Regions from separate parts of the Homo sapiens genome. Here region 1 is linked to region 2. The links are chromatin contacts, found by Hi-C in ENCODE. All regions are on one chromosome and are shown on one strand. Each heading gives the region's core, a stretch centred on a gene start or an enhancer-like site at or near the end of the contact. The rest is flanking DNA. Distances are from core to core; before and after follow the strand shown.

Region 1 (4,532 bases), core at 999-3,498, 2.4 Mb before region 2:
ATTTTGAATCTTATTTCTTCCCTTTTCTTGGTTTTTCTCTCTACTGAGAGAAATGTTTGTATATTTAGTTCCTACCCATCTGGGTCTCCTGTCTGCCCAGATATATTTTAATTTTGGCTAGTTTATAGTGATGGTAGGATTGTAAGACCTCATGGAAGGAATTAAAGCCACCCAGATTTCTGCATGTATATCCATGTATTCCTCCATTGATATGGTTCGACTGTGTCCCCACCCAAATCTTATCTTGAATTATAGTTCCCATAATCCCCACCTGTTGGCCATTGGGGCAGTTATGGTTGGGTGGCCTGATGAGGGGGTCAAGATGCTTCCCCAAGTGCCTAATTTTATGTAAGCTTCTGGTGCTAGCAAAAAGGAGCCTTACATTACAGATAGATATTGAGGATTCTGGAAAAAATTTCCAGTCATAGAACTAAGATAATGCTCTAGAGATTGGAGTCTTTGGAGATAGTTTTTCGAGGACCCTGCCACCATCCAGCTTCCTCTCTGCTCAGGACTCCTTTAATCTGGTGTCAGTGGATTTCTCCCATCACTTTGGACATGTTCCAATTAGATTGTAATGCACCAGCATTCTTCTCCTTGACTTAAAAAAAACAGGAGGAGAATTATATTCCTTTTGTTGATAGGATTTCTCTTATAGTGTCATCATCTTCCTTTTTCTTATGCTCCCGATCTTCTGAAATCATGCTTCCCTGTGAGCCATTCCTGAATTTTTTGGTGTGTTCCCTGAGTATGGGACACACCTCAGATGGATCCGGGGATAGTTTCTTTTTGACTTGATCCAAGATATACCTCTTCATGAAAATGTATGTTGATCAGGGACTGTGGGTATGTATAGGGTCAACATTCTCTCCCATCTGCTTTTAAGTAAGTGCTGACTTTGCCAGGCCAGGTGAATGAGCCTACAGTCATTTTAAGGTGGAAATAATTGGTTAGTTTAGACTATTTCAGCATTTCCAACACCTAGATTCTAGTAGATATTCCTTGAAAAAGGTGTTAGCAGTGGTGAGTCCATACAGGTCTGCAGCAACCTCAATTCTTCCCTCTTCAGAAGAAAATATTTGACACAGAGACCAAGGCAAGTTTTAGAGGAATGAAAGTTTATTCAAAAGCTTTACAGCAGGAATGAAAGGAAGTGAACTTGGAAGAGGGCCAAGGGGGTGACTGGAGAGATCAAGTGCATGGATTCCCCATTGACTTGGGATTTTATATGTTGTCATATTTCCAGGAGCTTGTGTCCCTTGTCTCCTGATTCTTCCCTTGGGTGGGCTCTCCGCATCCGCAGTGGCTGCCAGCACTTAGGAGTGATGCATGCACGGTATGTTTACTGGAGTTGTACGCATGCTCACTCGAGGCATTCTTCTCTTACCAGTTGAATGTTCCTAGAAGGTCATATACCAGTTAAACTTTGCCATTTTGCCTCTTTTTTGCTTGAGCCCACTGGCCCAACTCCTGAGATCTTATCAGGAAACTGCTGATTCCCAGCTTCAGGTGTTTCTATCTATTGGGAGACTGCCTTTCTCTGGTGCTGGCTGTGACCAATTATTATTTTATTTTATTTTATTCTTTTATTTAGATTCTCGCTCTGTAGCCTAGGCTGGAGTGCAGTGGTGCGATCTCGGCTCACTGCAACCTCCGCCTCCCAGGTTCAAGCGATTCTCCTGCCTCAGGCTCCCGGGGAAGCTGGGATTACAGGTGCCCGCAACCATGCCCTGCCAATTTTTGTATTTTTATTAGAGATGGGGTTTCACTGTGTTGGCCAAGCTGGTCTCAAACTCCAGACCTCAAGAGATCCGCCTGCCTCAGCCTCCCAAAGTGCTGGGATTACAGGTGTGAGCCACCGTGCCCGGCCCAATTATTATTTTAGAGAGACAGTTAACAACTGCCTGACCTCAGTGGTTGCCTGACACTCCTGGAGTGGGGCAGGGGAGCCCTCTTCTGCCCTGCTCAGGTCTAACTAGCTACCTACTATCACAAAAGGAGTCTGGTTAAAAAGGTATTGTGGCAAAAGGGAGTATAGTATGGGTTCCCCAACCTTACTTGGCCGCAACACCTTTGTGTGGCTGAGCATCTTGGGATCAGCAGCCTGCAGGACACTGGAAATTGCTGGACTGAAGGTCAGTGATCTGAGAGACAGGAAAGTACCCGCAGCGAGACAGTGCGAAGAGAGCAATTTTAGAAATACTTCTGCTTTTGTTTCTCAGTTTTTGTTTCTCGGTGCTTATTTTTAACCTAAGTAGTAGTCATTTGAAGCTCTCAGAAGCTCATGGGCTCTTATCAGATGAAAGTACCCCAGACCTTGCAGGATTAGGAACATCATCTGGCCTGAACAGAAGGTAAAATTGCTGTCTGATTTTCTTTTTAGAGAAACCTGTTAGTGAAGCTGGCGATTCAGTTCTTTCTGGTATACATTTAGGACCTGTTAAATATATATTCTGCCTCAAGGGGAAATCATATTCTAAAAAGTAAACAATTCATAGGCAATTCTTGTACCTTGAGAATCCATTAATGGCTTTCAGAAGGCAAATTTTGTTGTCAAGGGGACAGGTTATATGGGCAACTTGCTTCTATTAATACTTTTCTGGGCAGATTAACTAAATGAACTAATATTTAACTTGGTCTAATAGAATGTTAGCCAGAACAGTGCCTGGTAACAACAACAATAATACTAGCTAACATTTCTTAAGTGGTCACTATGTCCCATAACTATTATACATGTGTTAACTAATTTAATCCTCACAAAAATGCAATGAGGTAGCTGTTATTTTTACTCCCACTTTATAAATGAGAAAATATAGTAATATAGCATATTTTACATATATACAGTAATATTGTAGCAGGACGAGCTGCAGACAAAACCCCTCAGACACCGAGTTAAGGAAGGGCTTTATTCGGCTGGGAGCGTCGGCAAGACTCACGTCTCCAACAACTGAGCTCCCCAAGTGAGCAATTCCTGTCCCTTTTAAGGGCTTACAACTCTAAGGGGGTCCGCGTGAGAGGATCGTGATCGATTGAGCAAGCTGGGAGTACGTGACTGGGGGCTGCATGCACTGGTAATCAGAACGGAACAGGACAGGGATTTTCACAATGCTTTTCCATATAATGTCTGGAATCTATAGATGACATAACCGCTTAGGTTAGGGGTCGATCTTTAACTACCAGGCCCAGGGCTCAGCGCTGGGCTGTCTGCCTGTGGATTTCATTTCTGCCTTTTAGTTTTTACTTCTTTATTTGGAGGCAGAAATTGGGTGTAAGACAATATGAGGGGTGGTCTCCTCCCTTAATATAGCATAATAGTGAGGCTAGAACCAGTGATTGGCTCTGTATTCATAAGAGTGAGTAACAAAGCAAAGCAGATTTTACAGTAAGTTCTTTCTTTTTTTTTTTTTTTTTTTTTTTTTTTTGAGACAGTCTCGCTCTGTGATCCAAGCTGGAGTGCAGTGGTGCGATCTAGGCTCATGGCCCGCCTCCCAGGTTCAAGCAATTCTTGTGCCTCAGCCTCCTAAGTAGGTGGGGTTCCAGGCCCCAGCCACCACACCCGGCTAATCTTTGTATTTTTAGCAGAGATGGGTTTTCACTATGTTGGCCAGGCTGGTCTTGAACTCCTGGCCTCAAGTGATTTGCCTGCCTTGGCCTCCCAAAGTGCTGGGGTTATAGGCGTGAGCCACTGCTCCCAGCCTATAGTACAGTTCTTTAATTTTGAGATTGAGCTCAGTTTCATAAAATCCTAGGTAGCATGTAATATATAATTAATTTTGGATTACTTTGTTCTCCTTTAGATATCTATCATAGGATTTTTAACTTCTAATTTGGAATTTTTAGACATCAGTAGATAGTATAAAAATGGAATTTACTTATGTATTTATTCAACAGCCTTTTTGGGGGCCAGTTTCTGAATTTGATTTTAGGGATGCAAAGATGACAGAGCCCATAGTTCCCTGTACTTACAGAGATGTCATCAAATGGCAAAGAGGTATAATCCTTCAAGCAGTTATCATTTCTTATGCCGTGATAGGAAAAGTGGTTTCATAAATCTTACTTTAAAAAGTCAAAGAGAAAAAGTCTGTAGGCTGCCTGCCGTGGGTCTGGACGCCAGGGAGGTGTCACACCTCTCAGATGACTTTTGAGTTGTTCCCCAGCCCTGGCTCGATTTCACCCAGAGCCCTCAGCTGCAGCTGGTAGCGTAATGTTGCTCCCGAATGTGGGTTTCTTAAGGCTGGGGAGAGGGCTTATCAGGGAGAGAGATCATGTGCTGTGAAAGGAGCACCACAGGCCCCTTTGATGATCTCCTTAAATGCCCTTTTCAACAGGGTCAGGTGTGCTTTTTGTAATGCAAATGAAGAGAGGAAAGCTGAGCGCAGGAGAGTTCTCTCGTGAGGGAAAGAGAAAGGCTGGCAGTGTGCTTGGCTGTGATGGAACTCATTTGACACTGAGGACTGGGTTATTCTTGTTTGTTTGTTTGTTTGTTTTCTTTTTGAGACAGAGTCTCGCTCTGTTGCCCAAGCTGGAGTGCA
Region 2 (2,500 bases), core at 1-2,500:
AGACATTTCAAATTTTAAATTCTTCTCCCAACTCCTATACCTGGCTCTTTAATGTTATAAAAATCAGAGGATTCCACTAGGGGGGATAAATGTTTTGAAGAAGTAATCCATTGATCACTTCCTCTCACTCGACATGTTTAACTAGATGGAATCAATACTTCTTAGCCTAGCAATGGGTTTGTAAAAAAAAAAAAAAAAACGGTAACACAATTGGATGTTGTAAGGCAACTTAGGATAAAAGGATCCTGTAGACAAATTCCTCCTTATCCCTTACCCCACCTGTGAGCACCTTTGATTAAAAGTCAGATCTGTATGGATATATTAAGTCACCAAATTCATGGAGGTTAGGGCACAAATCTTTTTTTTTCATTTTTCAGTGCATTTACTTGTCATCCAACACCTGCCCTAATGACACACACAGAAACAAAGAATCTTGAGTTTTAAACTGAGCACAAGAAATTGAAAATATAACTATGTAAAACATCAAAAGTCCCACCCACTTTTTAAAAGAACTTGCTTAATTCAAGCATATTTAAGAAATAGTGCCCCTGTCTAACACATTTCTATTACATTAGCACAGTGCCTACTTGCAGGTTTTATTTCTTGCAGTTCAATGAGTACAGTATTTCAACTGGAGAACTCGAAACAGACACAAAGGCTTTTTTTTTTTTTTTTTTTAGTTAACCCTTCAGAGAAAACATGCAGGGACAATCACCACTTCTTCATTTTCACTGTCACCTGGATTCACAACCATGCAGCCAAAGACAGTTTCAGATGGGCAGATGGCCCTAGTGGTTAATAGAGATGAGAGAGGGAAAAGAAATAAATGAATGCTCTGTTTTCTGTGTAAGCAAATAAAAAGGCAGAGGAAACAAAAGGAATGAACCAGCCAATGGGGTTGAATCATCGAGTCCCTCTAAACATACCTTGACTTTCCCATGCAGGGATCTACTTCCCCGATAGCCAGTTCAGCGTGGATACTCATGCCGATGAGCCTAAGAATGTTTGCCTGTCAGAGATAAACACTGCATTTCTGCCTGCTGCACACAGAGTTGCTGGAACCTGACAATGCCGTGTGCGAGTAATAAGCCATCATGAAATGGTGAAAGAGTCAGGGCTCTTGAATTACGCTTGCTTTATATGGGTTGAATTGCACATCTAGGGCAATGTTTGGCCAAGTGAACAGGGCATGCAAAGACCTTGCTTCCTCTCTGTGCTGTGGGGAACTGAGACTGTGCCGGGCCTGCAAACGCGGTGAGGAAAAATCCATTTGAATGCTTACTGCTGAATGGTGCTGGGCATTGTCAGCTTTTGTTTACTTCATCTTACATGTGAAGATCGCAGCTGTTCCTTTCAGTAAAAAGAAGTAGGAGAATGTAGCAACCAACCTCACATTTTCCCCTCCTCCAAATGTTTGTGGAGCCCAACAGCTGTCTTTGCAAATCCTGTCACTCAGGATTGGAATGGTTCTACATAATCAAGAATGGAGTGGTGAGGCTGAGATTGTTGGCTGGCTCGAGGTAGCAGGTGGGAATGAACTGTTCTCTTAATGGGCTCACTTGGTCTGTTCCTGCAGGGACTGACTCAAAAAAGAAAAAAGAAAGTTTAAAGGAGGCGATGAAGGAAAGTTGAACACATATGTCTTGTATTTCATACGTATAGATCTGAATGGCTGTGAAGCATGAATTCACTGGTTGTTAGAATTGTAAGGGATTTGAAAGGTCCTATTGTCTAGGAGTTTTCAAATTATTTTTAGCAGCAGAGGTTTTTTTTTTTTTCTTTCCTCAAATGAAGTCTTAGACTAGGGATATTGTGTGATAAATGAAAATACCTACATAGAATAAGCGGAAGCATCAATGGAAAACTGGGCTGGGTATAAGAAAAGCAACTTCAATAACAAATGAGCTCAGTTCTGGTAACAGGGCGGGAGTCATGAGGACTGAGGCAAATTGGATGTGCTTGGAGAGGACGAGTGCTCCTCCTTCTCAGCACAGCCACGCACGGCATAAGGATGTTTTGGTCAAGAAAGACTGCGTGTATGATAGTGGTCCCAGATTATAATACTGTATTTTTATTGTACTTTTTCGATGTTTAGATACAGAAATGCTGACCATCGCAATGCACAGGAATGCCCTAGGATGGCGGCCAAAGCCTTCCGTCTCCCACCCAGCCCATTTTCCTAACAAATGTGCGCATTTAACATTGTTTTTCATCCCCAAGAATGGGGTATCAATAGAATCTACAAGACCAAGACTTAAATGAAATGAATCAACAGTAACACAAACAGTAGCAATTTTCAATTAGAAATTTAAGGAAAGCTTCATAAAATGTTCATAGAATTCTGTCTCAATTCACCTAGCCCATTTCAACTGTAGCGTAGACGTCTGTTGTTAACAGCCTTAACATCTTTTTTGGGCTTTTTGCAAATATGAGTACAATTTACGTCATTTATTCCCACCCAATAGATTAAATGCCAGGAGTCTGGAATACAGAGAAAAAA

What was found. Hi-C counts contacts between places; a loop is a spot of excess contacts on that map. Pooled maps may share reads with other maps.
Region 1: a loop to region 2 is called in a pooled map, with 6 times the contacts of the local background. The contact joins the enhancer-like site here to the promoter of LINC02397 in region 2. A Hi-C loop is called at or near these places in 2 of 37 single-sample maps with no recorded cell type and 2 of 50 pooled maps.

Annotation. Positions count from the first base shown.
Region 1 is chr12:94,815,912-94,820,443 of GRCh38, reverse strand. No RefSeq gene overlaps it. Among named protein-coding and RNA genes, the nearest start is that of MIR492, 16 kb to the left of the region's middle. RefSeq lists enhancers at 1,884-2,403, 4,384-4,473, 3,994-4,532. Within about 2 kb of position 2,248, at least 3 of the 41 ENCODE cell types and tissues checked have a DNase peak (open chromatin) inside an H3K27ac peak, as active enhancers do.
Region 2 is chr12:92,465,429-92,467,928 of GRCh38, reverse strand. It overlaps LINC02397 (long intergenic non-protein coding RNA 2397), which reads right to left and starts at 1,250. Exons shown (of 2, transcript NR_144532.1): 1 at 927-1,250. RefSeq lists enhancers at 66-125, 906-995, 1,196-1,345, 1,102-1,609 and a silencer at 1,322-1,616.